Regions from separate parts of the Homo sapiens genome. Here regions 2 and 3 are each linked to region 1. Evidence: chromatin loops called from intact Hi-C (ENCODE). Cell type or tissue: heart right ventricle. All regions are shown on one strand. Links, peaks and the distances in the headings refer to the core of each region. The heading gives the core; the rest is flanking DNA. Region 1 holds the start of LOC124902483 (a long non-coding RNA gene). Region 2 overlaps CPEB3 (cytoplasmic polyadenylation element binding protein 3). Region 3 overlaps CPEB3 (cytoplasmic polyadenylation element binding protein 3).

The links. Peaks named below come from ENCODE experiments on the same cell type or tissue, not always from the same donor. Only the 100,000 strongest peaks of a DNase experiment are listed, where the experiment ranks them.
Region 2: a loop joins it to region 1, with 1.9 times the contacts of the local background. A loop is called at or near these places in 10 of 110 quality-filtered maps.
Region 3: a loop joins it to region 1, with 6 times the contacts of the local background. A loop is called at or near these places in 37 of 110 quality-filtered maps.

Annotation. Positions count from the first base shown.
Region 1 is chr10:92,235,915-92,243,502 of GRCh38, forward strand. It overlaps CPEB3 (cytoplasmic polyadenylation element binding protein 3), which reads right to left. Exons shown (of 10, transcript NM_014912.5): 2 at 3,432-4,447. The coding sequence starts at 4,436. It overlaps LOC124902483 (a long non-coding RNA gene), which reads left to right and starts at 5,275. Exons shown (of 2, transcript XR_007062247.1): 1 at 5,275-5,361; 2 at 7,323-7,588. RefSeq lists silencers at 3,774-3,913, 4,674-4,723, 4,734-4,903. In heart right ventricle, for the core only: no CTCF peak of the experiment used is centred there; DNase peaks (open chromatin) are centred at 3,607, 3,947, 4,427, 4,837 and 1 weaker place; H3K4me3 peaks cover 5,000 bases; H3K27ac peaks cover 5,000 bases.
Region 2 is chr10:92,098,006-92,105,593 of GRCh38, forward strand. The region is part of intron 7 of CPEB3 (cytoplasmic polyadenylation element binding protein 3); the gene reads right to left. Among named protein-coding and RNA genes, the nearest start is that of BTAF1, 180 kb to the left of the region's middle. RefSeq lists an enhancer at 3,396-3,695. In heart right ventricle, for the core only: no CTCF peak of the experiment used is centred there; a DNase peak (open chromatin) is centred at 3,538; H3K27ac peaks cover 2,049 bases.
Region 3 is chr10:92,085,171-92,092,758 of GRCh38, forward strand. CPEB3 (cytoplasmic polyadenylation element binding protein 3) reads right to left here. Exons shown (of 10, transcript NM_014912.5): 8 at 6,660-6,774. Among named protein-coding and RNA genes, the nearest start is that of BTAF1, 170 kb to the left of the region's middle. In heart right ventricle, for the core only: a CTCF peak has its summit at 2,760 (motif pointing right); a DNase peak (open chromatin) is centred at 2,751; H3K27ac peaks cover 1,691 bases.

The DNA of each region.
Region 1 (7,588 bases), core at 1,771-6,770:
AGAAAATAGCTCTAGTCCTTTTATTAAATTGATGCATAAGTAATTTGTGGGTTTTGCCATTACTTTTTTGCCATAATGGTAAAACCCACAATTACTTATGCACCAAACTAATACATATCTAGGCTTCCTTGACTTGTAGAAATATAGAAAGATTCACATATATAATTCCCCCCAGTGGAGTGCCTCTCTGTTCTTGAGCTCTGTTGCTGAGAGGTACATCACCAAGATGCATTAGCCTAATAGAAAACTTCACTAAGTCCCTCTGAATGGAGTCCAAAGAGAATCTTACTTAAAATGAATTCTACCTGACAGCACCTGCACTACATGGACGTTAAGGACACATACAACAAAATTAGCTAGAACTGTAGGACCTGAGTTCAGTCACTCTACCTCTCAGGATCTCAGTCTCCCTATTTATAGAAATGAAGTGACTTTTAGATAAAAGTAATCCCTAAGAAAGCAGCCACCAAAACCCAGAGAAACCAATAAACTTTATTAGAATAAAGAAGTATTATAGTTTGTAAAACAACATTCAAATACAGTGATTGCTAGGCCGGGCATGGTGGCTCATGCCTGTAATCCCAGCACTTTGGGAGGCCGAGGCAGGTGGATCACCTGAGGTCAGGAGTTCAAGACCAGCCTGGTCAATATGGTGAAACCCTGCTTCTACTAAAAATATAAAAAATTAGCCGGGCGTGGTGGCGGACGCCTGTAATCCCAGCTACTCGGGAGGCTGAGGCAGGAGAATTGCTTGAAACCGGGAGGCAGAGGTTGCAGTGAGCCGAGATCATGCCACTGCACTCCACCCTGAGCAACAAAAGTGAAACATTGTCACACACACACACACACACATAAAATACAGTGATTGCTTTTGCAATATAAGCCATGTAAGTAAAGCTACTCAAAATCTATTGTGTTGGCAGAAACTGGCAAAAAAGAAGCAGTGCAGGGTAGAATGGGTTTCTTTAAAAATTTTAACATACATTAGAGTAGATCACTGCAGAAAGACTCTTTTATTAATAGCTCAAAAATCTGTTAAATAAAAAATAAAGTTGCTATTCTATAAAATAAACTCTGATTTAAATAAAATCACATTTGCCAGAATAAATATTTTGAAAAAATCATCGAAACCACTTAAGATATTTTCTTCCTTTTTTAGAAAAATTATTTCAATAAATGCACATACACAAAATTCTGCACACAAGACTCAGGTGTTCTTTGTTTCTAACACAAACTTGGTACGGTTATCAACAGAAATCAAGTCTAATATCCCAGCCAAAGCACAACCAACTTCCTCCTCTGATCCTAAAATTGCTCCAAAACCCTAAGCTCTGTTTTATGAAAAAGAAATGAGACATAATGTATATGTAATTCTTCCCAAGGCCAAATAAATAATGCTCAATTTTCAATCAAATCTGTCCTCCTACAAATCTTTTGGCCATTTTTGCCTATCCAATAGCATCACCAGGGATGGAAAGATGAGACTATACTGAATCCAGTCCATTTGGCTCTTATTAGCATCATTGGTGAATGGTTTGCTGTGTAACAACTGGCAATCCCTATACTCCTCGTCAATATCAGGTTTGACGAAACTATGTGGATTTAATCTCTCCCTAATCCCCATGCCAGGAGATAATTCACCAATAGCTAGTTGTATTCAGAGTCAACTCCCAGAAAAAGATAACAAGATCTGTCTATATTATCAGCTCCCAAAACTCCCTATAAGATTTTAGGTTATCCTCTAAGACTGAACTCAGGTACGGAGCATGAGAATAAAGAGAGGGAATGTTAGAAAAAGAGGGCCTTTCCTACCAAATGCAGCCTCCCTGCTCTACCCCCTCCAAAAATAAGCACATAAATTCCAGAAAGCAAATTCCTCCTTTTCTCTATGAAATGAATCCCACCTTGCAACATCTCATTTTATTAAAATAAACAAACTTTAGAATGGGAAAAAAATATAACTTAATATTGAAATCGTCCATTCCTGAAGGATCCTTGTGAAAATTCCTTGTGAAGATCCTCTGTCATCAAAGTTAAAAATCATTACTCTAGCCTAGAGAGTCATGTCCTTCTCAATAACCTCATCTCTTCCTTCATGAATGGGAGCCACTCCAAACATCTGTAATGTAAAGAGATGAAGACTGCATCTGCACCTGACACTATACCTCTCTCAAACTGTCAGCTCTACCAAGCACTCCTCAAAGGATTTCTGCTTCATTTCCTTGACCATCCAAATTGGGTCTTGTTGGAGGCCTTCCCCTCTCCCCTTTTTCTTTAACTGAGCCTAGAAGCTTACAGCCAAATCAACTTCTAAGTGAAGGATAAGTGTTTGCCTGGGAGCAAAAGCCGCCTGTGAACACACACCCGCACTACGCCTTTCCAACCCAAGATGCCCAGGACACTGCCAATTGCTATGGCTGTGGACTAGATCAGAAAGCAAGAACAGAAATAAGGACACTCTTCATTTCAACCTTTTTGTCTGGGGCACATCCTGAGTTTTTCATTGGCATTTAACACCAAGACACAGGACTCATTTTTCATTAAAGTTGCAAGACTTTCACTTTGCCCAGTTTCAAATGATGTAATTGATCTGTATTTTCTTAACCCAACTGATGAAGGACACTGCAGCTTTAAATATTTCAGTGCTAGCTAGCAAATAGACTCCATTGCAATATGGCTCTGAAGGTCACGTCCTATTGTCTCTTACCTCCGAAAAAAAAAAAAAAAATCCTTCTTCTAGGTAACATGGAGAGGGTTGCCCTTAGAATTTCCACTCTTCCACCTCCTTCCCTTACACAGTAGTGAGTGTTTATTAGGATCTCACACTCATAATTTTCCCAGCAGGGGCAATATGCTGATTGTTATTAATGATTCTAGCACCTTAGCGAGACATAAACACATGTGTTCACATTAGTTTAACTGAGCATACGCAACCGTCTGAAATAGCACCACTCAAGGGTTGTTAACCTCTTTAAGAGTAAAGTCAGGGTGGTTTGGGTGTGGACCGCTTGCAGGCGGCACCCTGAGCTCAGGATTGCATAACCTGAAATGTGTAGCTACTCAAAATGATAGGAATCTCAGCCTACTCATCCTGGGACTATGCCGGCACCTTGCCACACACTTGCAGCTTTACTTGTCAAAGGAAGTCAAAATAAGAGGTACAAACACCATGAAGGAGAAAATAAACTAAAAGAAAAAGGCTTCTTCTACCCTGAAGGGACGAATACGATTCCTCCAGTAATCACAATGTTCTCCCAACCTCATCCTCTGATAATGGAACAGCCCTAAAGAACTGGAGGCTTCGGAAGGGGAAAGAGGAGCTGGACATTGCTGCCCTTTTTAAATATAAGCGGGTGGATGATTAAAAGTCAGAGAAGTGGCAAAAGGAGCGGGGCAGAGGGAAGGAGTGTGTAGGTGCAGCAGAGTATTACCTGAAATGGCAACAGATTGTTACCATTATCGGTCCGGAAAGCGTTATCCTCCATCCAGGACTTGGAAGTGAGAGGGGCCGCGCGAGGGAACTTGGGCGGCGCGATCACGTTGCTGGAGAAGGGCTTTTTGAGCGGCGAGATGGGGTTGAGCGGGGAAGGCACCCCGACACCCACACCCACGCCCACACCGACCGCCCGGCGAGGGTCCCGGCCCGCCTGCAGGCCGCCCCAGGGGTTGGACGGTGCGCTCCAGGCTGCATTCACGCTTTGGTGCGTGTTCCAGCTGGACGAGGCCGACGAGGCGGCGGCTGCGGCAGCAGCGGCTGCAACCGCCGAAGACGAGGACGGCTTGCTGGTCATGATGGGCTGGTGGCCGTACGCCGCGGCGGCGCTCCTCTGCGCGTAGGGCGCCTGGCTGGGGCTGGCGGGTGAGCGGCGCTGCTGCGGGGGCTGCGCCTGTGGTGGCTGCGCTGGCTGTGCCGGCTGCGGCGCGGGCGCAGGCGGCGGCGGCTGCTGGTGGTGCTGGGTCTGCGCCAGGCCGATCTGCGGGGAGAAAGTGCCTCCGAAGACTGGGTTGACATGGTGCGGGAAGTTCTGGAAGAGCATGGTCCCGTTGACTGGGGTGATCCCCTGGAAGAAGCTGTCCTCTACCGCGTTGGTGGTGCCCGTGGACCAGGTGCTGCCGAAGGACGGCGACAGCGACGCGCCCGGTGCCGCGGGCTCCTGAGGCGGCGGCGGCTGCTGAGGAGGCTGATGGAAACTCAAGCCTGGCAGGAGCGGTGATTCCATCTGCATCTTGTCCGGGCCGTTGGGGGCCGGGGGGGCAGCGGCTGGGCTGAGGGCCGGCACTGCGCTGTTTTCCTCCGGCTTGGGGGTCTCTGAGGAGAGGGGCGTGGACGGGGCTTCGGATACGCTGGACTCAGGTTGGGGCTGCTGCTGCTGCCGCTGCTGCTGCTGGGGCTGGGGCTGGGTTTTGCTTTTGTCCATCAGTAAATCATCCTGCATGGTTTGCGCAGCTGAAACGGGAAAAAAGAGAGACGCGTTATTGTCAATGTGATCATGAATGTCCCTCGCTGAAGCGGGCGGGTGTTTCACTTGCGAAAATCCATCGCCACCGCTACTAGCCAATTGCAATGCAAATCCATAATCTCCCATTTAGAAGAACAGGTCAGGCTGTTGGGTGGGGAATAGGGAAGGTGTCGAGCAAGGTCTCTAAAAATACTGTGAGAGCGTCTTCAACCTTTCAGATGTCTTGGTTCCTTTTCTGTATTAGTGAGAGATGTGCTTATAAGACAGAAAAGACAGCAATTTCGCCACGTCTCTTTTCCCTTCACCGGAACTCAGAGCGTTCGCCCTGCAATGAGAAACTGATTCTGGTTCCTGTTTTTTCCCAAGCACCACCCTCCCCCACTTATTTGCATACGTCAATAAATACTGCTGCGTCCTTCAGCAAGGTTAAAAAGACACCGCACACACGACCCTTTCTTCTCCCTTCCCCAGCTCGAACACTTTTTAAAAAAACAAAACAAAAAAACCAGTATTAGCCCTCTTGATTAGCAAACTGCCTTCTTGCGTTGGTAATTGTTTCATTTAGCTGCAGCGAACCACGAGGGAGGAATCCTTGGCATTTGTTAGAAGGACTCAGCTGCACAATCATTCTCTGGCCTCCCAGTAGCTGCAGCTACTCCATTTTGTTAGGAGACAGTTAATTTTAAAAAAAACGTTTTTAAAGAAGTAAAAACCTACTGAAACGTTTGGAAGTGCTTGCTTCTTGTTACTCTAAGGATTATGGTTTTTCTGCTTATTCCCCAATTTTCTTGTCTCCAATTCTGCCGCACAAGAGATTTCTTGGCATCGCAGTGCTTCAGGTCTCAACAGGAGCCTAAGAATTTCTCTGCAGAGTGGAGAAATGCTTCTGGTTGGATTTAAGGTCAGAGAGTGCGCGCGAGCGAGCGAGCGCCTGTGAGATAGGGTGGGGGTGGGGCTTTAAAAAAAACCCTCAGAGATTTAAGTAGACAGTCAAGATAATTCTGGGGTTGTCAGATTTTCAATTTTGAATCCTCCTGCTGCTGTCTTGGTCACAAGACTTTGGCAAATTTAGAATCCATTCTCTTATCACTAGTATTAGCAGCGAAACACTATGGTTTGAAGACCCTGAATTACCATATGCTAGCAAAAGTGTTAAAAATAGAGGAGTACAAAGTCTCAAATTTTCATACATTGTAATTATAGTGCATTGCCATCACTGCTTCATTTAGCCATATAAGGAGTGTATGGTATTTTCCATCTCACAGAGAAGGGCTATATTCACCTCTACCATACAGCCTGTTTTCTTATTCAAGGATGAAAATTACTAATCACTCAAAACCCGGAGACTGCCATACATGTAGTTAGCTTGTCCTTAGAACATGTTAATTGCTTTAAATATATAAATATTACAGTGCTGAGACCCTAAAAACAAATATTTTGAAATGTTAAAGGGGCATATGACCAAACATATAATTATTTTTAGATGATGATTCAGTACAATTGCAACAAAGTTATTAATAAATTTAATGCAGTTACTTAATTAACCCAGATACTTGGAGAGGAATCTTTCTCAGGACACTTGTGAAAAGGCATTCAGATACACACAGAAGCTCTGCCTCTAGACATCCTCATGATAATAATTATTGTTAAAATCAACATATCAGAAAATGAAAATATTAACTATTATGCAAAATATATCAGACAAATGGGATTAAAAGTAGTTCTATTATTTTATTAGAGACTATCATTAAAATGGTTCATTAGTATCTTTTATTTCAAAGTTTCATACACAAAATAGTGGTGGGCTAAAGGAAATGCTTCGCAGCCACCTTGCTCTCCCTTCTATTCCTCATTCCCCTGCCTTTCCTCCCTTCAACCCCCCCAGGGAAAAAAACCCAACTCAATATAATATACAACACAGATTGCCGGCTACTACCAATAAAATCTATTTAAGATTGCTTTTATGTTCCTCAGTTCCCTTGGTCTAAAACAATGGCTTTGATCAGTATTGCAAAATACAATACAAAGAGGCAAATGAAGCTTTGATTTAGACAGCACAAAGTTCTATTGCTGCCACAGAAGATGGTCACAGAAAGAGACATTTTCATACTTGGTTTAAACGGTGCTGCAGTAAACCATTATAATCTGAGATTTGAGTCACTTCCAGTGAGCTAGAATTGTCTTTATAATAGCCATATCATCATGGCTGAAATAGGCATTTGATTATAATTTTAATATCACTCTGCTTTTCCGGTTGCTTGTATCAATGCTTGCTGTTAATGCCTTCAGTTTAAACTACATGCTCTTCATGGAAAAATTAATGCTGTACCTCAGCAAAAAAGCCAAAAAGTAAGCTGGACTCAGAACATTTTATAGTAGCTGTAATCAATGTTAACATATTCATTGAATTTTAAAAATTTTATACCAGGAACACCCATTTCTCTTCTCAACACTCCTTAAAAATATAAATTTTGCTTTCTGCATAAATTCACTCTGTCAAGGTCAAGACCCACCTTTAATAAATAAGACCTTTTCAAACAAAAGGTAAGCAATAGATTAACATAAAATTTGCAAAGGTAGTATTCAACGTCTCTCAGCAACTGCCTGTATAGTTTGTTTTGTGTTCTTGGGGTTGTTTTTTGTTTTTTTGGGTTTTTTGTTTTTGTTTTTGTTTTTGCTTATTTACAGCAAAGTGAGAAATAGATACCTCCTTCCCCTCCCCCACCACACACAATAGATATTCTTTTACATGCAATAACCCAATTTCAAGTAACAAAATCTTAGTAGCAGTTACCTTTGAGTGTCCAGTTTTTAAGAATCGATAAAATTTAAAAGTATACAGTATTTATTTTCTTCTTTCAGGTTGATTATGTGACCGCTCTGGCAAAAGCACTTTGACAACTGTAAGATGAGAGGGCATGCGCACACAGGGAACTGTGGGGGCTGAAGTCCTTCACAAGGTACTCGATCTGACTTCAGCACGTTCAGCCGGGAAAGGAGGAAGTCTCACAAATACAGATTCTGAGGGGAAAAGGTTGTGTCCTGATTACATTATATCCTCCTAACCAATCTAAATCACGAGTTGTTGAAATAAAAGGGAAAAAAATAAACTGGTTTGTCAACTTGCC
Region 2 (7,588 bases), core at 1,189-6,188, 140 kb before region 1:
ACAGAATCAGTCAGGCATGGTGGTGCATGCCTGTAATCCCAGCTACTTGGGAGGCTGAGGCAGGAGAATCGCTTGAACCCAGGAAGTGGATGCTACGGTGAGCCAAGATCGCGCCATTGCACTCCATCCTGGGCAACAAGAGTGACACTCTGCCTAAAAAAAAAAAAAAAAAAAAAAAAAAAAAAAAAAAAAAAATCTGTTCAATGTTGTTTAACTCACAGCATTTCTAAAATTATTTCCATAGACCCCATTTTTTGCATGACACCTATTAATACCTACACTTCCAATAATTCTGCCCTACTATACCTTACTCTTTTTTTGAGACGGAGTTTCGCTCTTGTTGCCCAGGCTGGAGTGCAAAGGCACGATCTTGGCTCACCACAACCTCTGCCTCCCAGGTTCAAGAGATTCTCCTGCCTCAGCCTCCCAAGTAGCTGGGATTACAAGGCATGCACCACCACGCCTGGCTAATTTTGTATTTTTAGTAGAGACGGGGTTTCTCCATGTTGGTCGGGATGGTCTCAAAATCAGGTGATTCAACCACCTCAGTGTGAAGTTTTCAGAAACTTCACTCCATCCCAGGCCTTTTCCTCACTTATTTCTTGCTATTGCTCTGAAAAGTTCGCTTCTATAGAGTTTAACTTTAAATGATTAAGAGTATACTAAACTGAAACATTAGATAGCTGTTCAAAGAACTGAAAGTTTTCTGGCTAAACTGTATAAAAGATATGTTACCAAACCAGTTTAACTATTTTTCTTTTTTTCTTTTTTTTTTTTTTTTTTTGAGATGGAGTCTGGCTCTGTCAAGCAGGCTGGAGTGCAGTGGTGCAATCTCAGCTCACTGCAACCTCCATCTCCCGGGTTCAAGCAATTCTCCTGCCTTGGTCTCCCGAGTAGCTGGGATTACAGGCGCCTGCCCCAATGCCCAGTTAATTTTTGTATTTTTAGTAGAGACAGGGTTTCACCATGTTGGCCAGGCTGGTCTCAGACTCCTAACCTCAAGTGATCTGCCCGCCTCAGCCTCCCAAAGTGCTGGGATTACAGGCGTGAGCCACCATGCCTAGCCCAGTTTGAAATTTTTATCAATAAAGAGCAAAATAATTATAGCTCCATATAAAAACTAAAGTTTCATCCTACTTAAAACTAAAGGTCATTAATAGGGATACGATTAGGTCAAGGGCTAGGAAAAACAAGACATGCAATATGGGTCTTTTCGTCTTTTTTTTTTTTTTTGAGACAGGGTCTCAGTCTGTCACCCAGGCTAGAGTACAGTAGTACATGGAGTACAGGCATGCGCCACCATGCCCAGTTAATTTTTGTATTTTTTGTAGAGACAGGGTTTTGCCATGTTGCCCAGGCTGATCTTGAACTTAGGGGCCCAAGCAATCTGCCCACCTCAGCCTCCCAAAGTGCTAGGATTATAGGCATGAGCCACCGTGCCTGACCTCTACTATGCATTATTTCTTTAAACAGAATGCTATATGATAACATCATTTCCTAAAATGAAAATTTCATTGACAATTGACCAGAACCTCTTAGTTAAAATTAAATATAAAATGCATTTTTGGCCAGGCGTGGTGGCTCATGCCTGTAATCTCAGCACTTTGGGAGGCCAAGGCAGGTGGATCACCTGAGGTCAGGAGTTCCAGACCAGTCTAGCCAACATGGTGAAACCCCATTTCTACTAAAAAAAAAAAAAATACAAAAAATTAGCTGGATGTGGTGGCAGGTGCCTAAAATCCCAGCTTCTCGGGAGGCTGAGGCAGGAGAATTGCCTGAATCTGGGAGGCAGAGGTTGCAGGGAACTGAGATCACGCCATTGCACTCCAGCCTGGGCAGTGAAACTCCGTCTCAAAAAAAAAAGAAGCATTTCTGGCCAGGCATGGTGGCTCATGCCTATATAATCTCAGCATTTTGGAAGGCCAAGGCTGAAGGACTACTTGAGGCCAAGAGTTCGAGACCAGCCTGGGCAGCATAGTGAGACCCTGTCTCTATGAAAACCTTTTCAAAATTAGCTAGATGTGGTGGCTAAGGTGGGAAGATCGTTTAGGCCCAGGAGTTTGAGGTTGCAGCGAGCTATGATTAAGCCACTGCACTCCAGCCTGGGCGACAGAACCAGCCCTTGTCTCAGGAAAACATTTTTGTTGTATCTAATTTAATTACAGGATAAGAGAAAACACAATTTTTTGTTTTTGTTTTCCCCCCTTGCCACAGGGAGAAAACATATTTGTTTCCCCCCAGCAGCAAGGAGAAAACATAGGTTTTTTTTTGTTTGTTTGTTTTTTGAGACAGAGTTTCACTCTTGTTGCCCAGGCTGGAGTGCAATGGCACGATCTCTGCTCACTGCAACCTCTGCCTCCCAGGTTCAAGTGATTCTCGTGCCTCAGTCTCTCAAGTAGCTGAGATTACCGGCATGCGCCACCACGCCCCACTAATTTTTTTGTATTTTTAGTAGAGACTGGGTTTCTCCATGTTGGTCAGGCTGGTCTCGAACTCCTGACCTCAGGTGATCCGCCCACCTCAGCCTCACAAAGTGCTGGGATTACAGGCATGAGCCACCACGCCCAGCCAATAAGAATGGTTTTTGTTTTTTTGTTTTGTTTTGAGACAGAGTCTCGCTCTGTAGCCCAGGCTAGAGTGCAGTGGCACGATCTCGGCTCACTGCAAGCTTCGCCTCCCGGGTTCACACCATTCTCCTGCCTCAGCCTCCCAAGTAGCTGGGACTACAGGTGCCCGCCACCACGCCCAGCTAATTTTTTGTATTTTTAGTAGAGAAGGGGTTTCTCCCTGTTAGCCAGGATGGTCTCGATCTCCTAACCTCGTGATCCACCCGCCTCGGCTTCCCAAAGTGCTGGGATTACAGGCGTGAGCCACCGTGCCCGGCCAAGAACAGTTTTTAACACAAACCTCAAGACTTCAAATTTCTCAACATAACCACATATCCCTACAGCTAGAGTTCTCTCAGTTACAATTTAGTATTTAGATATTCATCTACCTATACATATCGTCAAGCTCATTTTTAACATCTCACTCTGTATGGTCCCTTCTTTAGGTTACAACACCCATCACATGAACATCCTACTGCATAGGATTTCATTTTCATCTGTTCATCTCAAGGCAGTTCCAAATGGCAAACCATTCGGTGTCAACAGTGCAATCAGGTGGCCAGCTCGGGAAACCATCTGACCAAAGACCCCCTCAAAGCCGTATGTTCTTTTTCCCAAAAAGGACCTGGTTCAGAGCTCAGCTACTTCCCCCATACTCTGATTTCTTTTTTCCTTTTCCTCTTTTCAGTACCGTTCAAACTCAAGCTCTTTAGGAAAAAAGTCTCCATTTTTCTCTCCCCAATCCTACAATCCTTTTAGTCTACATAAATTGGAAAAACAATACTGCAGAACCATCAGGACTGCTCTCCCCAACAAGAAGCAGCACCCCAGCTCATCCTAATAGCCAGGATGAGTCAGCTAAACCTAGGTCTGCTGACATACAGCTGCAACAGCTCAGTTGTAGTGGTGATGAACTCAGACCCACCCCAGCTGTCAGCAATTCTATTTTAAGCATCACAGACTTCACAAAATGACTGGATTGCCCCAGCAATATCAGAAATAAACTAGTTTGTGGCCGGGTGTGATGGCTCACACCTGTAATCCCAGCACTTTGGGAGGCCAAGGCAGGCAGATCACTTGAGGTCAGGAGTTCGAGACCAGCCTGGCCAACTTGGTGAAACCCCCATCTCTACTAAAAATACAAAAATTAGCTGGGCGTGGTGGTATGTGCCTGAAATCCCAGCTACTTAGGATGCTGAGGCAGGAGAATCGCTTGAACCTGGAAGGCAGAGGTTGCAGTGAGCCGAGATTATGCCACTGCATTCCAGCCTGGGTGACAGAGAGAGACTCTGTCTCAATAAATAAACAAACAAACTAGTTTGTGGTTTGTGAGGCATCTTTATCTCTTCCATGGCATAAGGAGTTGGTTTATTATTAATCACCAAAACTAAGAGCCACAACAATAATTGTGGTTTAGACTCTTTACAGCACACTGATATTGGCATCTCATTTCAACGTAATTTTGACCACATAGCTCCCTAACAAATAGGTCAGCCAGTTTCAGGAGTTTAGATGCTATCTATTATTCTCAAGTGCTGAAGAGGAAGAGATGCCTTCCCTGCATCTTCTGGGGGTAGTGGAGAGAAAGGAGTCTTTAGCCTTAGTAAGACTATATCCTGGGTAGCTCTGGGGGCTTCAGTCAGACCTCCGTCAGGCCTCAAGGCAAAAAGCTGTAACTCTCACATTCAGACTATTCCTCCCATTCCCTAGATACAAGTAGTCTCCAAGTAGAAATAGAAAATCTTCATCAAAATAGCCAGGATTCTTCCTAGACAGGGAGCCAAAAGTAACCCTAGGAAATTCTTTCACATCCTCCTTGGATGCTCCAAGTCCACCCTCAGGTTTAGGAAACAGTCCAGGTACAAAAAGGAAACTCCTGCCCCCATCACCAGGCTGCAGAGCCTATTATCTGATGCAAGGAAGCTACAGGCTTTACAACTCCTTTGGGAACTTCAGTTACTGATGAACAATTCGAACAATTCGGTATACTGTTTCATAAGGGCACTCAGTGCAGAAATACAGCATGCATAAACTGCCCCATGAAAATGGTTATGTATATCTTTGCACTATATTTGATTTAATAAAGCCATTATCAATTAAATATTATGCTCAGAAGACTCAAGTCAACACCTCTCTAAAGGCTTTTCTGACTGCCTCAGAAACATCTGCGTACTCTGCCCTTTGAGCGCTCTCCCCGTCACAACTACTCCCTCTAATACTTCTATCCAGCTATTTTAACTTTCAGGTTTTCAGAGCATCTGTGGCTCCTTAGGTCATTTACTGGTCATATGTCTATTTCCCTCTATTGGACTCTAAGATCCTCTAAGGCTGAAACCATATATTTGTGTGGATCCCAACTGCCCAGCACAGTGCCTAACCATTAGTGAGTGCTCTGTGCACGTTTGGTGTGTAAACAAATGTTTTCCTGAGGTGCTGACACTGGTGTCACAAAACATGTCCAGCAGCTGCTCTTCTACAGCTCCCAGATCACTCTCCTCACTCCACTGAAAGTTACCTTCCAGGGGTAGGAAAATAGGGTATATTTTGGTCACCAGTGGATGCCCAAGGTCTTGGGCTTAATGAATGCAAATTTCTGATGCCACTAGGTGAGACCCACTCAATGATCAGAATTATCTAGTGTTCATCATGACTGTTGATGCTGCTTCGTCACTCAGAAAGCATAAACATAATAGCTGATTCCCTTTTGAAAGAAAAAGCACTTTTGAGCACTTATATTGCACTACTGTGCTAGGCATTTTACAGTCACACTTAAACAGCACCACACCATATGCTCTAAAAATTATCCCTACTTTAGAGCTAAGGAAGCTAAGGATCAGAAGAGTGAAGTCATCTTGGAACTGAACTCCAGGTTTATAAAACAGTCTACACGTACTCTTTCTACTACAATCATGTTGTGTGCCTACAAGGCTCCCTGTCCTCCAGGCTACTGGCCACCAGTCACAGCTTCCAGATAGGCTCCTGAACAAGTCAACATGAATTTTTACTAGTGAGTGACTAACCACTCTTTTTTCTCCACTCTTTATGCCTGTTTGCAATGCATCAAGAAATGACCAATGGACATTTGTTGGACCTACTAACAAAACTAGCAGTTAGCAAAGCTTGAGAAAAATGAGTTAGCAGTGAAACTAGCACTGTATCCAGCTATTTTAACTTTCAGGTTCACAGTCTCAGGCAATCTTGTACTCCAGCCAGACAACTTTGTCCAATGTCTATATAAATGTGAACTTTCAGCTCCATGGTACTAGGACAAGGATGTTGTTACTGGCATGCTGATTACTAAAACTCTTGAGAGGAATGTACACATAAAAGTTCAGGTTACCTAAGTTTTTCCTGGGAAGATGCCTATTCTTTGAATGAGCTTCATGGAATACTAATTCCACAGGAATCTGCACGAGTATCATCCCCAAAGCAGGAATGTAAAATGCTGGATTAAACAATTTTACACAAATGTATATATTGTAAGACTTCTCAGAACCTTAATATATCAATGTTTCTCAAATGATTTTGGCTAAGGAAACTTTAATTAAAAGACAAAATGGATATACAATGCACAAAGTAAGTGCTCAAAAAATGACACCTATTACCATTATGAGGAAACCTTTTGTCGAAGATCCTCTCAAGAGATTAGTCTTTGATGGGACAAGTATTCTTCAGAACACACTCTGGAAAACACTGAACATTATCCCTTAAGGGGTGGCGTTGGCTATTTTGTCCACTAGCTACCATTTAGTACAATGGAAATGCAACTTTTTTTTTTTTTTTTTTTTTGAGACGGAGTCTTATTCTGTCACCCAGGCTGGAGTGCAGTGGCTGGCACGATCTCGGCTCACTGCAAGCCCCACCTCCCAGGTTCACACCATTCTCCTGCCTCAGCCTCCTGAGTAGCTGGGACTACAGGCACCTGCCACCACGCCCAGCTAATTTTTTTGTATTTCTAGTAGAGACGGGGTTTCACCGTGTTAGCCAGGACGGTCTCGATCTCCTGACCTCATAATCCGCCCGCCTTGGCTCCCAAAATGCTGGGATTATAGTCGTGAGGCACCACGCCCGGCTGGAAATGCAACGTTTTTTAGACCTCCCTGAAAAGAAAATACAGCTTCCAAAGATTCAAGCACTAAGAAATTCTGGACCAATTTGCAGATTCAGACACCCAGGGCAAAAAAAAAATCAAATGTATAATGAATAGGAGATATGTCTCTCACTTTGGAAAAGAAATTCCTTCTTTGAAGAAATTCCTATGATGGAAGGTGTCCGAACCATGATTTCTTTTCTTTTCTTTTTTTTAGAGAGACAGGGGTCTCGCTGTTGCCTATGCTGGAGTGCACTGGTGTGATCACAGCTCACTGCAGCCTCGGACTCCTGACCTCAAGCAATCCTCCTGCCTCAGCCTCCCAAAATGCTGAGATTACAGGCAAGAGCCACCGTGCCCAGCCCCAAACCACAATTTAGACCAAGAATTCAAGAAACAAATAAATAAATCAAGATCAGAAATGCTAAAGATTTCCGAGGTGGGATATGACACACATGCTGATATGGCTTAGCCGTGAATTCTAAGATGTGGACATACAAAACCAGATTCGAATGGGCCAAGATAAAATTATAGTTATGTGTTAAGAGGTACTAAGCAAAGAATGAAATACCTGTAGTAAACACATCACAAATGAAGGACTGAGACAATCAAGGTGTTCTATAACTTAGTCTCTATCTATTTTGCCCAATTTAATTTCTCTCTATTCCCTTTCACATATTTGTGCTCCATCTAACCAACCTAAATATTCTCCATTCATGTCACACCATTTCCCATTTTTGTGTTCATGTTTTTGCCTTTCTCTGAAATTTTTATTCCCTATACTTCCACCCTTCTCTTGGCCAACTCCACATTCTCCTCATCCTTCAAGCCTAATTCAAATGACACTTCATCCAGGAAGTTTTCTTTCATCATTCTAGGTATAGATGAACTC
Region 3 (7,588 bases), core at 871-5,870, 150 kb before region 1:
GGAATCCAGAGTTCACACAGAGGTGAAAATAGGTATATAGTTCACGAGGAAGTCGAGACTTTCCAAACTACTTTTTATTTTCTTTCCCATCCAGACAGTGCTCATTGGTCTGTCTGGTCATGGTGGGAAGATGGCGGTCTAATAGCTATGGTTCAAGGGTATACCATACTTTGGACAAGATGCTCTGTGATCCTAAGACAACTTAAGTTGTCTCATGAACAACTTCCATGGTAGCAGCAACACAATGAGTCTAATCCACATGCTGGCTCTTGTGATGAGCGTCACTGTGCCACAGACTGGAGGGGCAAACTAGAATACTGCAGCAATATGGAGCATAGCATCCCCATGGATTCCTTTGGATTGTGATGACTACATCTCTGAATCTGAATATAAGCTTCAATTATGGTTCCTTGGATTTGCTCCTGATTCTTTTTTCTTTTTTCTTTTTCTTTTTTTGAGATGGAATCTCGCTCTATCGCTCAGGCTGGAGTGCAGTGACACGATCTCGGCTCACTGCAACCTCCGCCTCCAGGGTTCAAGCGATTCTCCTGCCTCCGCCTCCCAAGTAGCTGGGATTATAGGAGTGCAGTCACCACGCCCAACTCATTTTTATATTTTTAGTAGAGATGGGGTTTTGCCATATTGGCCAGGCTGGTCTTGAACTCCTGACATCAGGTAATCCACCTGCCTTGGCCTCCCAAAGTGCTGGGATTACAGGCGTGAGCCACCGTGCTTGGCCTGCTCCCAATTCTTTACAAAGATGTGAAAGGGTCTTTAGTTCACCAGAGAGGAAACCCATGATGACTCCTTCTTCATGGGTTCACCTTAGGGCCCTATTTATATCATTTAATTATAATACATTTCAAAGCCAGCTAAGGCAACATGTGAGTCTGAGATACTGGAGAGCCAAACGAGATAGAGTAGAAATGAGGATTCCAGAGGAAAATAACACATTCGTCTCTACAGATTCTAAACTGCGAATCTATAATCCATATTTCTTCTCTTTGGAAATAAGGACAAAACAGATAGGCAAGAGGCATAGGGCACCTTAAGATATCAAAGAGGTCTTGACTTCTGAAAGAAAGGAAGATTAAACTTGAGGAGGACTTTCTAGGTTTACCACAATTGTCAAGTTGGTTCAAGGGCAATTCACACACTTCAAGTGGAAGAAATGTGCTCATAAGCTTCTGCTCTGCATCAGATATGTTGGGAAGTTAAGAATATTTTCAAATAGATGGTATGAACAATGAATTAAATCAGACAGAGTACACTGGTACCAAGTAGACTGTTACTACTGTTACTGAGACAACATCTCAGATCTCAGCTTAATAAAGTATCTTTCTTTCGACCTGAGAAAGACCAGTTACTCTATCTGAACTCTGCTTCATCATCTCGAAAGCGCAGTCTACCACTTACAATCTCACAGGGTCATTGTGAGAATTAAACATCCATGAGAGCTCTGGGCACACTGCTGAGGACAGAGTGGTATTCAAATGTTTAGTTTTGTCCAGGGTTCTTGCCCCTCTCCCACCCTGTGAATCTCTGCTTAACATTTAAGTTGGCCTGGTTTTATGCTCTATAAGTATCAATTCATTGCAGTGTTATTTTGGTTTTATGCTAATATCACACAGCCTGCCACTGATATGGCAAAGTTTGACATCAGCTTTGGATGAGGGTTTGCTTTTGGTGCAGAGGGAGGACACAAACACATACTAACATTAGGAAAACCCTTATCCCTAAAGGTAATACAGTTAATCAAGTCAGTATGCCAAATCTGGAGTTTATCCGGGACAACCCATACTGAACTTAGGACATGGTGAAAAAGCTTCTACTGTTGAAAAACTTGATACAGGATGGTTTCTGCCTGCAACCATATCATAAAACAACAATAAAGGATAGGGTTATAATATACTCCTGTTTCCTAAGTCACAAATCAGGACATGGTTTCTAATACATGTGAACTATCAAATGTTTATATAAAATGTCTGAAATAAATGATCTTAGAAAAATTCAGGATATATGTTCTCTAGATATATGCCACATATCTCTGAATATTTACTTCACAAATTTTTACCTCCCACAGAAAAACCATCCTCACAACAGTCAGGGCAGGTGGGGAAGGCAGAGAAAGAAATTTCAGGATTCACCACAGAATATTGGTAGGGGAAAAAAAGAAAGGAAGGAATTATCACAGCAATTGTTAGGAAAGATAGAACCAAAAGATGAACGAGAAAACAGTAGGTTGTGGGGATTCAGATGAGCACTCTCTCAAGATTGATCTGTTTGCAGGGCCTAAGGAAGTCATGAAGTCAAGAACAGTTTATATGCTTCTAATGAGAAAGACTGAAAGTTTTTCCAGCCTGATCAAGGTTGGGAATGAATGGATCCAAAAGCTTGGTCACTGGGGCAGTCCTCCCATCAGATGCCAAAACCAAGAAATTTGGGATCAGAGGAATACTCATGTTAATCAACTGGGGAAGAGTACAGAGACCACATACCTCACTCTCTACTTTTTCCTGGTGATATCATAACCCCCAAGTCTGGCACTTATTTTCTGTCAGAGTGAAGAGATATGCATTCTGGAGAGGTCCTAATGCCACAGAGATATGCAACAGGGCTATTTCTGTATGGAGATTCACATTACGTGAATGAAGCAGAGTGGCAACGTGTTGTACTTCCAGGTGGCAGCAGGAGGAGAATCAAACTGCCCATTATTACCCTGTACTGACTCTAAAGAATATGCGAGCTTTAGCCACATGGTGGCACGGTGAGTCTACTTACAGGCTTTCCTAATGTGAGGGCAGGGTGAGGTGGGGAGTAGAAAGAAAACAAGATCTGATAAACACCAGGAGACTTCAGGCAAACCATCGTTGGCTTGCTATTGTCACCGATGGGAATGATGAAAGGAAGAGACAGTAATAATGTGTATTATTTGACATAGAAAAACCCACAATCAGGCAATGAGTAAGCTCATCTAAATTTTCCACTGATATTTTCCCATTTTCAGCTTTGCTTTTCTTTTCCTTTCTAGGACTGTGATTTTTTTCCAACCTAATTTTTTTTTTTTTTTTTTTTGAGATAAGGTCTTACTGTCACCCAGGCTGGAGTGCACTGATGCAATCTCAGCTCACTGCAGCCCCGAGCTCCCTGGGCTCAAGTGGTTCTCCTGCCTCAGCCCCCCAAGTAGCTGGAACTACAGGAGTGTGCCATCATGCCTGGCTAATTTTTGTATTTATTGTAGAGACAGGGTTTCACCATGTTGCCCAGGCTGGTCCAACCTGAGTTTTTAAAAGGAAGGTTTATCAAAGAACCAGAAACTCAGGACAATACTGCTTAAAATAGGTTGCCTTTTTTCTTTAAGAGGTGTTTGTATATTTCTGTTTAAAGGGATAAGGCCTGTATTCAGAATAACTATCAGTGATATTGGTCCTTGTCTTACAATGAGGAAATATCAAAGATTAAAAAAAAAAAACTCACAAGATCCAAAGGAATAACACTTCAGTGATAACATTTTAGTCACTGTGACATATTAAGGGATACTTTTTGGCCCTGAATAAGGTAAAAATCCACCTGGACATCTAAAATCACACCTGTTGAGTAGGGACACCCATATCTAGTCCAGGATCAGTCTACATAAAATGCTTAAAATAGTTTTAGACTTTCCAAAATTCCATAACTAGAATATCCCTTGGAAATAATAAAAAATGCTCTAAAGCATTTCAAAACCAAATTTGAAAATCATGTTAAAGAATATAATCTGGTCTCCAGTTAATTCTGAGTTCACATTCTATAAACACATTTGTTTTCTTCTGAAATCTTTTGACTGTCTGTAAATGATTACCTCTTTAACATGATAGTGGGATATTCAGTTTTGCATGACACATATTTTCTCAGTGCCAGTAATACAGTAGATGCTCAATAAATGTTTATCATTCAAGTGAACTGTACTGTATTCAACTTCAGCTTGTCTAGCAAAGTCACAATGAATTCCTTTAAAAAACGTCTTCTATTCCAAGGTATACATCAGTTCCCAAAGCTCAGTGTGTTTCAAAGAAACCCAATCCCTAGGATTATACATAAAAGTTGCAGATGTTAACTTTTTGTCTTGATAACATGGCCCTCTAAACTAGAAGTCTTGGGATGAATGGTAAAATTCTAAGACAATAATATAGATTACTTTGCCACCTAGAAACTAGCTATGCTTAAGGGAAGTGTTGGCATGGGAGGAACCCTATCAATAATTCAAGTGATTTTAGATTACTATCCACATAACTATAAAAACAAAACATTTTAAAACAAAAAATTTTAGCTTAGTTGAAAAAAAAGAGAACTTCGGCTGGGCACGGTGGCTCACACCTGTAATCCCAGCACTTTGGGAGGCCGAGGCGGGTGAATCATGAGGTCAGGAGTTTGAAACCAGCCTGGCCAACATGGTGAAACACTGTCTCTACCAAAAATACAAAACAGCCAGGCATGGTGGTGTGCGCCTGTAGTCCCAACTACTCGTGAAGCTGAGGCAGGAGAATCTCTTGAACCCGGGAGGTGGAGGTTGCAGTGAGCTGAGATCGGGCCATTGCACTCCAGCCCAGGTGACAGAGTGAGACTCCGTCTCAAAAAAAAAAGGAACTTCAAATTATGAAAGGTATAATATAGTATCTAGTCAGGGAACACAAAATCCCATTTCTTACTAGACAACTAAATATAATTCTTGTTTAATCCTAGAATTTGTGGCATCTTGCAGATACCAAATGTTAAAGAATATAATTTCATGCCCAGGGGTTCACTTCTTGCAGTGTTGGTGTGATCATACAGCAACCTTTTGGAAAAGGTATCTTCACAGGATTTACAGAAGAAAAATGATACATAGGCCCTTACCTATCCTTCCAAATCATTAAAACAGGAAGAATAAAGAGTGAATAATACAAATTGAAGTTTAATGTATAAACTTGTATGTCTGTGACTTAGATAGACATAAGAAGTTACAGCCAATTCTGTTATTTTTATAACTATAGGGCTTTTTCAGAATATTTTTTCAGATTCCTATCTAGGAAAAAAAGGAAAGGGGCTAGAACATAAAAACTAATTTGTGGCTGGGCGTGGTGGCTCACGCCTGTAATCCCAACTACTTTGGGAGGCTGAGGTGGGTGGATCACCTGAGGTCAGGAGTTCAAGACCAACCTGGCCAACATGGCAAAACCCTGTTTCTACTAGAAATACAAAAATTAGCCAGGTGTGGTGGCACACACCTGTAGTCCCAACTACTTGGGGGACTGAGGCTGGAGAATCACTTGAACCCAGGAGGCGGAGGTTGCAGTGAGCCGAGATCATGCCACTGCACTCCAGCCTGGGCAACAGAGCGAGACTCCATCTCAAACAAACAAACAAACAAAAAAACTAATTTGTGCTTGCAGTTAGTTGCAAAAGGAATAGCTAGAATACTAGCAATGATTGTCCATTTGTAAAATAAGGAAAAGGATTTCTGTCCCTCTCCACTCCTAAATATAACACTAGTTAGAAAAAGTCAGAAATATTTCACAACACCTCCACCATTTTTTTTAAAGCACAGTTTACAAAGGGCTGCATTTGCCCCCATCTCATAATGCTTTTCACGTTTGAATTAGCCCTTCTTAGACTTTATTCTCCGACTGCAGATAAAAGGGGAGCATCTCTGCTGTTTTGCTTTCTATCTTTCATTTGACAGTTTTCCATTCGAATGAAGAAAATAAGACCCAATCAGAACAAATATGTTTAAAAGTTCTTCAAAATGAAATTATGAGTGTCTTTATATAGGTCTAAAGTTATCTTTTAGGTGTAGGCTGGAGTTGGGATTTGGATGAGTATGTTACAAATGTTGAGGAACTTTCAGAATTAAGTTTTGAAAGTAATACAGCTAAATAACGTTAGGTTACATTTTATAATTCCATTTCACAACATGATTTTAATGATCTCTGCTTTTTGTTTTAATTTTAGGTAGAACTAAGTCTATGTGCATATAAATAACACAAAAGAAATGTACTTTCACAGTGGCAACAGTAACTTTTTTTGTCTTACTTTAAAAAAATAAACTTAATTATTCTAAGTGCTTCAAAAACTTAGATCTTAGAAATGATTTTGTTATACTCCACTGGCATTAATAGTGGTTATTAGGAGGCTGATGTACAGCTGATTGGATTTGTCTTTGGATTTAAATATGTATTGAAGCCATCAGTTCAACAACACTTCAAACTCTCCAGTCAATTATGATTCTGCTCAAATCCAGCAGCACAATTATTTCATCACTGGAAAGGAACTTAAAAAAAAAAACCAACAGGGAAGCTTTAAAAAAGATTTCTGTCATACATAACAATGCTGACTGGCATAAGAATGCACATTGCCAAATGTGTTATTATTTTTTATATAAGCAATTAAATAGGAAAGCACTAAATAGAATTCATTTTGTCAACATAACTGTTTAATGAAATTCACTTTTGCACCATAACAAAATAGAGCATTTTGGGAGAAAACCTTTAATCCTGAAAAAGCTCAGTGAAAATGATGACAGCCTTCTTTTTGGAGACTATGTATAGCTGACTGGAAACCTAGAAAATATTTAAGACTAAAGGCATTGGGGATTTTGTTGTTGTTGGTTTTGTTGTTGTGGTATTACTATTTCCACTCACCAGCTCGAAGGGGTCGTGGAACTCCCCCAACAAAGATAGTTTTTCTGGGGTCCAAAGGCTGAGAACCATCCATTACAAAGTCACTGTCACTTAGGTTCCATGGTCGAATTTGCACCTGAAAAAAAGTTGTTTACTTGGTCCTTACTTCATTTCCATCAACCCCAAATGAGAATAAGATGACTAAAGACAAACCCACTGATTTGTGCATTTCACAATGAACATGACCCAAACAAAATCCAGTTAATTAGTTAACGTAATCTGCATTAAGTACCTTTCAATAGAACTCTTGGGGAATCTACTTACAGGTACTGTACTCAGCACTCTAGACATATGACATATACCATGAAACCATCAGAAACCACCTCTGCCTGTGGTTTTTTTATTTTAAGGCAGGCTTTTAGAGACAGAGTCTGCATTTTGAATCAGATTCATCTTAACACATGATAGAGACTGTTTACAACGTGTCACAGTACACCACTTTGTTTTAAGAGTTCATCTAAAGTACATCAGGAGTATTTTCTAAAAATTCTCCATGTCTGACTTTTTAATTCTCATCACCCTCCAAAATTCAAACATATCTTTCAGCAATATGATTTAATACAGACGAACATGCAGCAAGTTAGCATAGAATTACCAAAGATAACAATAAAGCACAAAGAGTACTCTCTGGCTGGGCATGGTGGCTCACACCTGTAATTCCAGCACTTTGGGAGGCTGAGGCAGGTGGATCCCTTAAGGTCAGGAGTTCGAGATCAGCCTGGCCAACATGGTGAAACCCTGTCTCTACTGAAAATACAAAAATTAGCTGGGTGTAGTGGCTCACGCCTGTAGTCCCAGCTACTCAGGAGGCTGAGGCATGAGAATCGCTTGAACCCAGCAGGTAGAGGTTGCAGTGAGCCGAGATCACGCCACTGCACTGCAGCCTGGTG